Regions from separate parts of the Mus musculus genome. Here all the other regions are linked to region 1. Evidence: chromatin contacts called from ENCODE POLR2A ChIA-PET data. All regions are on one chromosome and are shown on one strand. Each heading gives the region's core, a stretch centred on a gene start or an enhancer-like site at or near the end of the contact. The rest is flanking DNA. Distances are from core to core; before and after follow the strand shown.

The links. ChIA-PET counts read pairs that join two places held with the same protein, here RNA polymerase II (POLR2A).
Region 2: POLR2A ChIA-PET joins it to region 1 with 57 read pairs in embryonic stem cell. The contact joins the promoter of Bphl here to the promoter of Tubb2b in region 1. POLR2A ChIA-PET finds 5 or more read pairs at or near these places in 4 of 5 experiments (Patski and embryonic stem cell).
Region 3: POLR2A ChIA-PET joins it to region 1 with 39 read pairs in embryonic stem cell. The contact joins the promoter of Ripk1 here to the promoter of Tubb2b in region 1. POLR2A ChIA-PET finds 5 or more read pairs at or near these places in 4 of 5 experiments (Patski and embryonic stem cell).

Annotation. Positions count from the first base shown.
Region 1 is chr13:34,128,319-34,131,979 of GRCm38, reverse strand. Tubb2b (tubulin, beta 2B class IIB) reads left to right here and starts at 1,626. Exons shown (of 4, transcript NM_023716.2): 1 at 1,626-1,803; 2 at 2,626-2,734; 3 at 2,998-3,108; 4 at 3,449-3,661. The coding sequence starts at 1,747. Gm36500 (a long non-coding RNA gene) reads right to left here and starts at 1,502. Exons shown (of 3, transcript XR_873221.3): 1 at 1-1,502.
Region 2 is chr13:34,035,611-34,039,431 of GRCm38, reverse strand. Bphl (biphenyl hydrolase-like (serine hydrolase, breast epithelial mucin-associated antigen)) reads right to left here and starts at 1,791. Exons shown (of 7, transcript NM_026512.1): 1 at 1,663-1,791. The coding sequence starts at 1,769.
Region 3 is chr13:34,000,812-34,004,380 of GRCm38, reverse strand. It overlaps Ripk1 (receptor (TNFRSF)-interacting serine-threonine kinase 1), which reads right to left and starts at 2,018. Exons shown (of 11, transcript NM_001359997.1): 1 at 1,675-2,018. It also overlaps a transcript of Serpinb6a not described here.

The sequences.
Region 1 (3,661 bases), core at 377-2,876:
CACCCTGGCAATCACAGGCGGCAAGGCTTTTGTTCTAGGCTGCTTCTCATGGTACATTAGAATTCAGTTTAAAGCCCGCCCTGCCCCCACACCCCTTGCGGAAAGGAGAGGCGATGACAGCTTCAGATGGTTCTAGCAGGTCCTCCCTCGCTCAACAGCTGCGAGCTCTACCCTATAGTGTGACCCTGAGTCACTTGGGCCTCACTCCTTAGAGAATAAAAGGGGTCACATCACCTCCTAAACCACTAGCCCCGCGTAGGGAAGCAGTGACCTTCAACCTGGGATAGCAGGGAACATACTCTGACACCCTTCTTCTTCTCTCCCTCAGAGCACACAGGTTTATTTCACATACGCTCACAAAGGGATCAGTTTCTTCCTCGAATACCTAGAAAATGCGGGTTTGAAGGGAGAGCTGATGCATCGCGTCTGCGCACGCGCTGATGTGAGTGCGCCTGAGTCTGCGGTGGTCTCTGGCTAGCTCACCGCGCTGCAGTTTTTAGGCGTGTCCCCCTCCTCTCCATCCGCAGCACCAAGGCTGGGACCTCTTAGTCACTGCAAATGAAGGTAAGAATGCTCTAGGCGTCGAAGGTTCTCAGAACCTTCTTTTCTAACAACGGATGAACTAAATACTGGAAGGACAGCGCCTGACTGGCTTTTAAACACTCAGTTGTGGAATACATCCCACGCTTTTGTGAACTCCTTTGTTTCCCTGACAGACCCGCCCCCAGGACTCCACCCTCACTCTGCCGGCAACACAGTTCACACACTGCGGCCTGCCACACCCACCCCATCACTCAGGAGGAACAAAAGCCAATCACAGGGTGAAAGGAGTCTTTGGTATCAGGCAGCGAGCACAGTATTCTTGGAGTGTGCGAGGCAGGGCTAGGCTCAGAGGTCCTTCTACCACTAAATGCTGCTACTATAGCAGAGGAACAAGCATAGTCAATAAAGACAAAGGCAAGTCTAAGATGCTCCAAAGTGTCCAAAGTTATGATCTTTTGGATTTTTCTTTTTTCCAATTACACTCGCTTTCGTAGGATCACTAGTCTTTTCCTAAAGTTGTATGTAATGGGCGTGTGCGCCTGGACAGACATTGACCTCCAGGGATGAAGAATGAGGCACTACTCTCGCCAAGTGCTTTGGCTTGGCGAAGCCTGCTCAGAGTAAGAAGAGGAATTGCTCAAGTAACGCAAATGACCCTAAAGCTCCCTACCAGTGCTCACTCGCAACACCGGACTGCACCTGCTGCACCCACCCATTAGCAGCCCCTTCTCCATCCCCAGCCTATGGTACTAAATCACCCCGCCCCGCCACACTACCGCAGTCTTCACGCTCCCAGTTCCCAGTTCCCCACACTCAGCTTGCCCTTCTCAAGTCCGAGACAATGCTCAGGCCCCAGCTTCTCCCAAGAAGCCCCACTCCTCGCAAGGTCTTCACGCCCGCGCTGATTGGCCACAAGCCCATAGTCCAGCCCCCAAGACCGTCCCTGGGGCTCAGAGCATTACGTCAACCCGGCCTGGAGAGCGCTAGCGAGAACGGGACTGGGGGCTTTGGCTGGGGGGCGCGGTCTTTTTGGTTCGCCCCACCCTCCCTACATAAAAGACCGAACCCACCCGGCCCTCGCCCTCAGCCCGTAGCCCGTCGGTTCCGGAGTAAGTTCCAGGTGGCCCAGCAGTGGGTGTGGAAGGGGAGGATCATCAGACCCACTGACACAGACCCAAGACAGCAAGAAGCTAACCAGGCACCATGCGAGAGATCGTGCACATTCAGGCGGGCCAGTGCGGCAACCAGATCGGTGCCAAGGTGGGTTCACTGCTTAGGGGGTGAGGGAGGGACCCTAACGGAGCTCCCCTCGGGATAGGTGGGGTCCAAAATGAGGCGCGGCTCTAGGTAAATACCAGGACTCACCAACGGCGGACCTGACTTGCGGTTTTGTGCAGTCGGATGGGCGTGGTCTCAGAGGAGACTTTAAAGCAAAGGGGTCTCATTCATTTTTCCTGGAACTATTCGGAATTTGAGCTGCCCCATTTTCTTTCCTCCCTAATAGCCACGAGTGCCTAAAGAAGACGTGGGTGTGTCTGCTAGGCTGTGCATGCCGGTCTTAGGGAGGGGCCGCGACACAGGAGAATTGATTTTACTCGCTTGATCACCAGGCGAGCTGCGGGGGAGGGGAGGAAGAACGATTGCCAGACGGTCACTGAACGTGCTTTGAATTTAAAACATCACCCTACAGCTTCCTCGCTTCACTCTCCCCGCCGGCCCCCTTTTCTCCTTGCCTATAGTCCCAGCGCGTTTGTCTCCAGCTGCCAGTGGTGGCTGTGACTTGCCAACCCAGCTTGGGCTGTTTTTTCACACACACACACACACACACACACACACACACACACACACACACACACACACACACACCCTACCTCCTGCTGAGAGCAGCTGTTCTCATGGGAAACCGCCCAGTTTCAACTTTCTGATCCTCTACAATGCAAGCCCTAAGGCTGTGCCTGGGTCATGCCACTCATTAAAGCTTCGGCAACGTCCTGTTGTCAAAACTGTGGGTGATGGGGGGGCTGCTCATTGAGATTGGGGGTAGGGTTGTGCATAGCTAAATACAGTCTTTTTATGTCACAGTTTTGGGAGGTCATCAGTGATGAGCATGGTATAGACCCCACTGGAAGTTACCATGGAGACAGTGATTTGCAACTGGAAAGAATCAATGTATACTACAATGAAGCAACTGGTAATTACTTTTAACACCCCATCTTCAATTCTGGCATCCCTAAGCTCTGCTCTTATTTGAACCCAGGAGAAGGTGGCTTATTTTAGGATGACCATTTTTGGGGTGGGGTAGCCTCTTCTGTGCCAACCAAACCCTTTGAAAGCTTGGTCATAATAGACCTTTCTTTGTTTGGGGGTACCACCAAACAGGAAGGAGGTGGGACCGAGCCCTACTCTATAGAAGATACTGCCTGGAGGGCTAAGCCAGCTCTTGTTCTTCTGCAGGTAATAAATATGTGCCTAGGGCCATCCTGGTGGACCTGGAGCCAGGCACAATGGACTCAGTCAGGTCTGGACCATTTGGGCAGATCTTCAGGCCGGACAACTTCGTGTTCGGTGAGTATGTGGCATAGCTGAAGACAGAAGAGCACAAGGTGTTAATTATCACTAGCACAAAGGGTGGAGGAGTGTGATAGACAGGGAGCATACATAGCAGTGGCGCCTAAGCCTTATCAGGCTTTGAGGCAATTGCATCTTAGCTTTTTCAAAGGCAGGTGTGCTCTGTTAACTCATTTATAATTGTATTGATAACCAAATAGTTTATTGCTTTATTATTTATTGGCCATTTGATAATAATTTGAAATAGCCTTATCTGAGAGGTGATTCTTTTTTTTTTTTTTTTTAAAGAAGGAATTTTCCCAATCATGGCTGACTTAATCCTCCTTTGCTCTTTCAGGCCAGAGTGGTGCAGGAAATAACTGGGCAAAGGGCCACTACACAGAGGGGGCCGAGCTGGTGGACTCTGTCCTGGACGTGGTGAGGAAGGAGTCAGAAAGCTGTGACTGTCTTCAGGGCTTCCAGCTGACCCACTCACTGGGGGGAGGCACTGGCTCAGGCATGGGGACCCTGCTCATCAGCAAGATCAGAGAGGAGTACCCAGACCGCATCA
Region 2 (3,821 bases), core at 542-3,041, 93 kb after region 1:
ATACAAACACTGCAAGGTCAGGAATCTAGAGAGGTTGAGTAACTTGTCTACAGTCACACAGCTAAGAAGGGTCAATAATACAGTTATTTAGACTATGTGATCTCAAAAGCCCATGATTCTCTTTAATCTCCTGGCAAAAGTGGCATTCAGTCTCATTGCCAAGTCGGGGGGTGGAGGCAGCGATGAGGCGAAGGAATGGACCTGATTCTCTGGCCGGACCTCCTTAGGTTAACTCAGAAAATACTGTTTTCAGACTGTCAGATTTAGTAAATTATTAACATCAGAACGGACATACAACTCCCCACAGAAAAAATGACTTTTCAACAGATCACAGAGATCATGAAGTAAGGAAAGGGTCAAAGTTCCAAGTATCAGATTTACAAGAAACTCTGTGGTGCATAACTCAGCTACCTGCGGGCTGGACACTGGCTGTGAAGAGGTTTTCATGGGACTGTTGCGGCTGAGGCTGCAGCCTGGCTTCAGGATTAACCACCTGGAGCTGTTTCTCAGGTTACAGGCCGTTTGTATTTCTAAAACAATGCAGGGTGAGACTAAGGGAAACCTTAGCAGAGATCTTTTAGGAAGAGTGGTCTCCAGTGCAGCTAAGTGAATGAGACTCTCAACAGCCATTAAGTTGCCGATGAGCATGACATTAACACAACCTTAGTAGCCTCGTTCAAGCCCTTTTTGCAATCAGGAAACGGGATAACATGCCTCTTCACTAGCAATTTATACAACCAGAGTCACTGATATGTTTTCCAACGTGTATATTTAAAAAGTTGTTAAAGTCATATGAGAGAAGAAATCTGAATTGGATATAGACTAAGAGAGCTACACAATCATGCTACTAATGTTTAAAAACAAACAAACAAACAAACAAAAAAATGGGTCGCTTTTCCGTTCTTTCTACTTCCAGATTATATGCTCAAACGATTGGTTTCCACATCAGGTCTAATAAAGTTCCAAATGCTCGTTACTACTGTCAATGGCCCACCGATAGTAAACTGCACACGACCACTGCCTATGTCTGCATGTGTATAACATGGAGGGATGCGCACAACTTCAGCCTGCTCTATCCACATCTTCTGCTTACATTCTCTTGAGACCGTGCACCCATTTTCAAGACAGCAGGTCTCCATGAATGTTATTATTTTAGCAAAGGGCTGGAGTGTAGTGTAGAGGGAAATAGAAGTGAAGATTCGGTGTCCTGGCCATCACCACACACACACACACACACACACACACACTCGACTCTCTGGCAGGGGAACCTGGGACTTTGAATTTACACAGGTTCCCAAGCAGATTGTCTTGCACACTTAAGTTTAAAATTAGCAAGCAAAAGGACTCAGGAAACTTGGGCCCTGCCTGCCACTGAAGCAGGTTAGGCAGATTTCTGATTTGGCAGGAATAATTACTGTTCCCAGCAAATGGCTAAGAGGCCAGCAAGCCCCCCACCCCTTCCTTCCTCCCCAGTTCCTTCCCTGTGCACTGAGGAGGCTGGACCACCACCCAGCACGTAGAACCTAACCCCAGGCATCAAAGTGCTCGCACACCAGTTCTGCGGGATCTGGACGTGGGGTTTGAGCAAGGAAGGGCCGACAACGCCAGGCGTCCGTATCCCTCCCCGGCCAGTGGCCCTCGCTGCCCCGAGCACGCCATTACCCGAAGGTGGCTACGGGTTCGGCCTGGGGTACGCAGATCCGGGATTTCAGGGGCGAGAGGAGCAGCCGCAACCGCTGGGCCGCCGGGCGAACTGTTGCGGTCGCCATAGCTCCAGGTCGCACAAGCTCCATGGAACGCGCATGCGCCCGGCTGGATGCCACCCTTCAAGTGCTAAGCTCGAAGTCCCGCCCCTGGCCCGCTGTGCCTTGCTGGAGCTCGCTCTGCTCCTTGTCAGGCCTGCCCAGAAACAAAAACAGAGCGTGTCCTTCTAGTCCTAGCTCTCTCAGGGTGGACAGTTCAGTAGGCACTGCTCCTTGCTTGCAACTGCCAAGGAGTCCAAGGATATGGGTCGGCGGGGCCACCTGCTGTGCTGCCTTCACCTAAAGGGTATCTAAGCAGAGCCTCTGAGAGACAAGTGCACAGCAGACCATCCTGCCTCTGTTAAGGAAGGAAAGCTCAAGCTGGCCTAGAACTCTAGCTGATGTTGATCTTGAGCTCCTGATCCTCCTGACTCATGCTGGGACATCTGGCCTGCATCACTACACCTGACTATGTCCCACTTCCCACATTATCTAGCCCTGGTCCCTTGATGCTAAGCATAATGGTAGCAAGCCTTTAGGTTACTTAGAGCAACATTTATTATGCACGTCTTAAGAACTCATCATTTGTACATCTTGCTGTGTTAGCTTTATGCACCACTGTGACAAACATTTGAGAACAATGTAAAAGGGGGAAAGGTTCATGGTTTCAGAGCTCTAAGCTCAAGGTCATCCGGACCCATTTCTTTGGGCCCGAGGAAAGGCAGTGCATGGTGGGAGCGGAGGCACTTAAGTGTTAAGAGCACTTAACAGGCTGAGAGGGAGAAGAGAAAGAACTGGAAGAAACTGTTCAAAGGAAAAATTGTTCAAAGACATGCATGCTCCCAGTGACCTGCTTCTTGTAGTCAGGCCCCACCTCCTATATCTTCCAATAATACCAACAAACTATGAATCCATTAATAGATAACTCCATTGATTAAGTCAGAGTCCTCACGATCCAATTACCCAGCAATGACTAGTCCCAGTAATGGGGGGGGAGGGAGCTTTCAATACTTCATACCAAAAACTAGTCATTTTTGTGCCAGGTGCCTTAAAGTGTGTCACTATATTTTTAATTAGTATATGCTCCTTCTCCATCCATACTTCTTACCCCAGATTATAGACGAGGAAACAGTGGGAAGAGAAGTTAGAAAGGCTTGGCTCACAGAGCTGTGGAGGGGTATTCAGGTCGGCTTAGCTTCCTAATGCTATATGAAAACATCATACCTCTTACTACAATTACACTAGCTCTTAACTCTTTATAATCACTTATTTGTAAATGTCATTGAGTCTGTCCTCCATTTTAACCCCACCCCATTTTTTGAAGCGATAAAACCATGAAGGGAACCTTGATTTCTTCCCCTCTTCCCCTACCTCACCTTCTAAGGCCCTTTTTAAAAATATTGTCAGCAGTTATAAAACATTATCAGATTAAGTGGTTCAGTTTTAGCCACAATCTGGTTGTCAACCCTTTAGATATCTTTGTATACTGCTTATACCATAGAGAAGCCTAGGGTGAGGCTAGCCTTGGATGCTTGATCCTCCTGTGTCAGCCTCCCAAGTGCTGGGGATGCAGCAAAATACAGCAGAGGCAATTAAAGGAACACCCAGATATGTGGACAAGAGTTGACACACTACTGGAATTTTCACTGAATATAAACATGACATTTTGGAAAATGTGGTAACATAGAAGGTAGAAGATTCTGCCAAGGAAGTAAGTAGGCCCTACTTGTATAGAGAACTGACTTCCATCAGTTGGCCTCTGACCTCCACATTAAAGAAAAAAAAAGCACATGTGCACACAAAATAAATAAATAAATAGATAGATAGGATACTGAGTGGGTATGTTGTTCATTTATGAACCTTCATTAACTTAAAGTGAAATGGTTGAAAATATTTACCCTGTTAGAATAGGTTGCATCTTTTTGTAAACAACTCTTAAGAAAGCAAAGAAAAAAAATACATCAAGATAATGGTTAAGAGGTTTTTGAGGGGGCTGGTGAGATGGCTCAGCGGTTAAGTGCAATGACTGCTCTTCTGGAGGTCATTGAGTTCCAATTCCAGCAATCACGTGGTGGTTCA
Region 3 (3,569 bases), core at 769-3,268, 130 kb after region 1:
TACAAATAAAGAAATTACAAGTTGAGGTTAAATGATTCACCCGAATTGAATTCACCTTACCCCTTCTCTCAGGCTTTCACTCTCAGTTCTTTAATATTTTTTTCTAGAAAGGCAACTAATAATTTTCTTTTGAAAACCCCCAATGCAAAGACGAAATTGTTGCCAGGCATAGTGTGCCATGGTATTCCAGGCATAGTGACACATGCCTTCCATCCGGACACCAGGAAGACAGAGGCAGGTAGATCTCTGGGAATTCAAGGCCAGCCTGGCCTTCTACATAGCTAGCTTCAGGATAGCAAAGGCTACACAAAGAGACCCAGTCTCAAAAACAATAAACAAACAAACAAACAAACATATAAAATCATATGGACTTACCCAGATTAATTGAATATTCTACATTTTAAAAACATGGGGATGTACAGATTAAATTTAAAAAAAACTTAGTATTATATCCATGTTTTTATAGTAAGACACATCTGCCAGAATGATATCCTACCGATGTGTGGGAAACTATATATTTGCTTCAAATTCCAGATCCTACTGGAGATATTAAGGAGACATTAACTAAGGTGTAATAGTACTGTGCCCAGTTTGTAAGTTGTTACCTTGGGCACATATCTTATTACAATCTTGAAAGCTTAACATTATGTGTAAGGCTCAAAGTAGCAAAGAATGAGAAAAATGGAAATTAAAGTTAAGAATTGTTACTACTGTTTTTGTCAGTCATACAAACAAAACATCCCAAATTTCATTTTCAATAAGACTAGTATATTTCTACATACAATACAGCTGTGATAGTTCACCTTTCTCACAAGCCTTAGTAGTATCTTTCCAGGGGCTACAGAATTACACAATTAAGTCATTGCATCCCAAAGTTCACTCTACCATCGAGTCTTCATGTGTTAAGAAAGAATACTTTCCTAAAGGTCTTTTGTGGAATTTCTTGATTAAAACAGCTTCAACTCTTTGCACAAAGTAAAAGAGCAAGAAAATCAAATGATCTGCAAGACACAAAGAATGAGTCACCCTGGGCTGCACCATCCATCCTCAGTGGGCTCTGTCCAACGCTTAGGTGAGGAGGATGTGGCTTATCTTTTTCACAACTCAGAAAAGGTCTGCAGCAACCCATAAATGCAAATGCTACTGAGGACCAGAGAAGCCTTGGATGTTTGACACTGGTCTCTCGTTGAGGTCGTAGATCACTCCTGATTTGCCAGCTCACCTCAAAAATAACGATGAAAGCTACCGACTGCTCTGCCACCTGCTGCCCCAAGACAACAGGAATAGACCCTTTTAAAGAGCTGGTAGGTCCAGGGTTGATAGGTTACATTTAGGTAGTCTTGTTGGGGTCCTAAAGCTTCAAGAAGCTGTCATTCCTACCAAAATAATCGTTCCATAGTCACTCTGTAACCATGGCTACGGCGCACCTTCAGTCTCGACTTGAGCTAAAACGACCTCAAGAAGAGTCCAACCTCCCGCTAGATGACAGCAAGTTCCGCGCTTTTCGATTTCCGGGAACGTTTGAAGTCCCGCCCGCCACCCGGCTTCCGGAAACAACGAGCCCCGCCCTCCGGTCCACGCGCAGAAATCGCGCGGCCTCCGCCCCTTCCGGGAAACCAGCTTCTGAGGAAACTAGCGGCGGCGCCCCTGGCCTCGACCCCCGCGCTGACTTACCTCAGAGGCCTTCCCGCGGCCAAGTACCCCGGCCTAGGTGAGGAAGGACGGGCGGTGGACGTCAGGAGCGGCGCCTCGCCGTGGCTGCCCGGCCGGGACGGCCCTGGGCCCTGACGAGGACCGGTCGGAGTTCGGTGCTGAAGTGGCGCCCAGCCACTCGCAGGTCCCCCACAGCCTGCCGCCTCCCGCCGCGTCCAGCTCGCACCTCCGCGGGTCCGCACCGCCGCTGGACTCCCGGGAGGTGAGCGGCACCGACACCCGCGCTCCCGAGGCCGTTCCGGGGGCCGCTGGTCCTCCTCTAAGGACTACTGGGGTGGTGCTAGGCTGCGGCCGCCCCTGTCTCCGCCTCTGCTCACGCCCCGGGGCTGTGTGCACGGGCGAGCGCCAGCCTCCCAGCTGGGCATTGAGCTCTACTGAGCATGCCAGGTTCGCAGCACGACCATCCCGGAGGCCCGCGGGCGGAAGGAATGGCACTTTTGCCTTGCTTTCTGAGCGAGTTCTGAGAGAGCCCTTAAAAAAAATAATACGGCGGTCATAGCTGCTATATGTCAGGGCGGAGACCGCTTGGCCCGCTAGATAGCGCTGTGTGCGACAGTGGCCTTTGCAAGCTTTGTGGGTTCAGAGGTGACACGGTGACAGAACCACTGGTAAATTATCGTTCGTCCACCACAGCAGCCTGTCGAGGAAGAAACGTGATTAATTTGTAGCCCTCGAAAATAGTAGTTGAAACCCCAAGCAGAAACTGTGTTGCTGCAGGTGTCATTAAGAAGAAAGTTGCACGATAGTCCAGTGATCCCTTATTGTCAAAAGATAAATATGACAAGACAGAGAGAGGGCCACAAAAGACACGATAAAGGAGTCTTATTAAACCATACACACGACCACTTTAAGAAAATTCACAGCCATTTTACCAGATACCTCACCATACAAATAAGCATTAAAAAGATGCTCAATGTCAAAGGACATTAGGGGAACTCAACTTTGATGTAGAGTACACATAAAATGCCCCCAAATCCCAAACATTCACCGATGTTAACAAAAACGTACACTAACTGAAAATCACATACATTCCTGCAAAGAATGCAAAACCTTTATGGTTACTGTATGATTTATCAGTTTCACATACAGGTATGTACCCAAATGAACATACATCTAGTGTATAAACACATGTACTTAAGTTGGGTTTTTTGTTTGTTTGTTTGTTTGGAGTTCTTTCCGGGTGGGATTGGGTGTGTGTGTGTGTGTGTGTGTGTGTGTATAAAACTCCACATATGGGAGGCCAGGAGCCCACCTCCAGTTAGCTCCTTCTTACAATGCATCTTTTTCTTTTCCATACAAGGTATTACTTTTACCTTTTGCTTGTGGAATGGACTAAGCTGTCTGGCCAAGGCAAGAGGCACCAGGGGTGTCTCCATGGCCAGTTTTGTTTGTTTGTTTCTGTATGAGTGCTGGGGATTGAACTCAGATCCATATGTTGCCATGGAAAGCACTTTGCTGAAGGAACCATGAGCTATCTTCTTCAGGTTCCTGTACATTGTTTTTCCTTAAGTTTTTTGTTTGTTTTATTTACGAGTGTGTATATAATAGAGTGCAGATTCTCCTAGAGGCCACAGAAAGGTATCAGGTCCCCTGAAGTTAGAGTTTACAGGTGAACTGTCTGGTGTGAGTCTGGGAACCAAACTTGGGGTCCTCTGCAAGAGCAGTATGTGCTTTTAACAGCTGACTCACACTTCCAGCTCCTGTATCTGAAAAATTTAAAGGTTTATTTGATATGTCTGAGTGCTTTGATTGCACGTTTGTGCACCACTTGCATGCCTGGCGTCCATGGAGGTCAGAAGAGGGCATGGGATCTCTTGGAATTGGAGTTATGGATAGTTGTGAGTCACCATATGAGT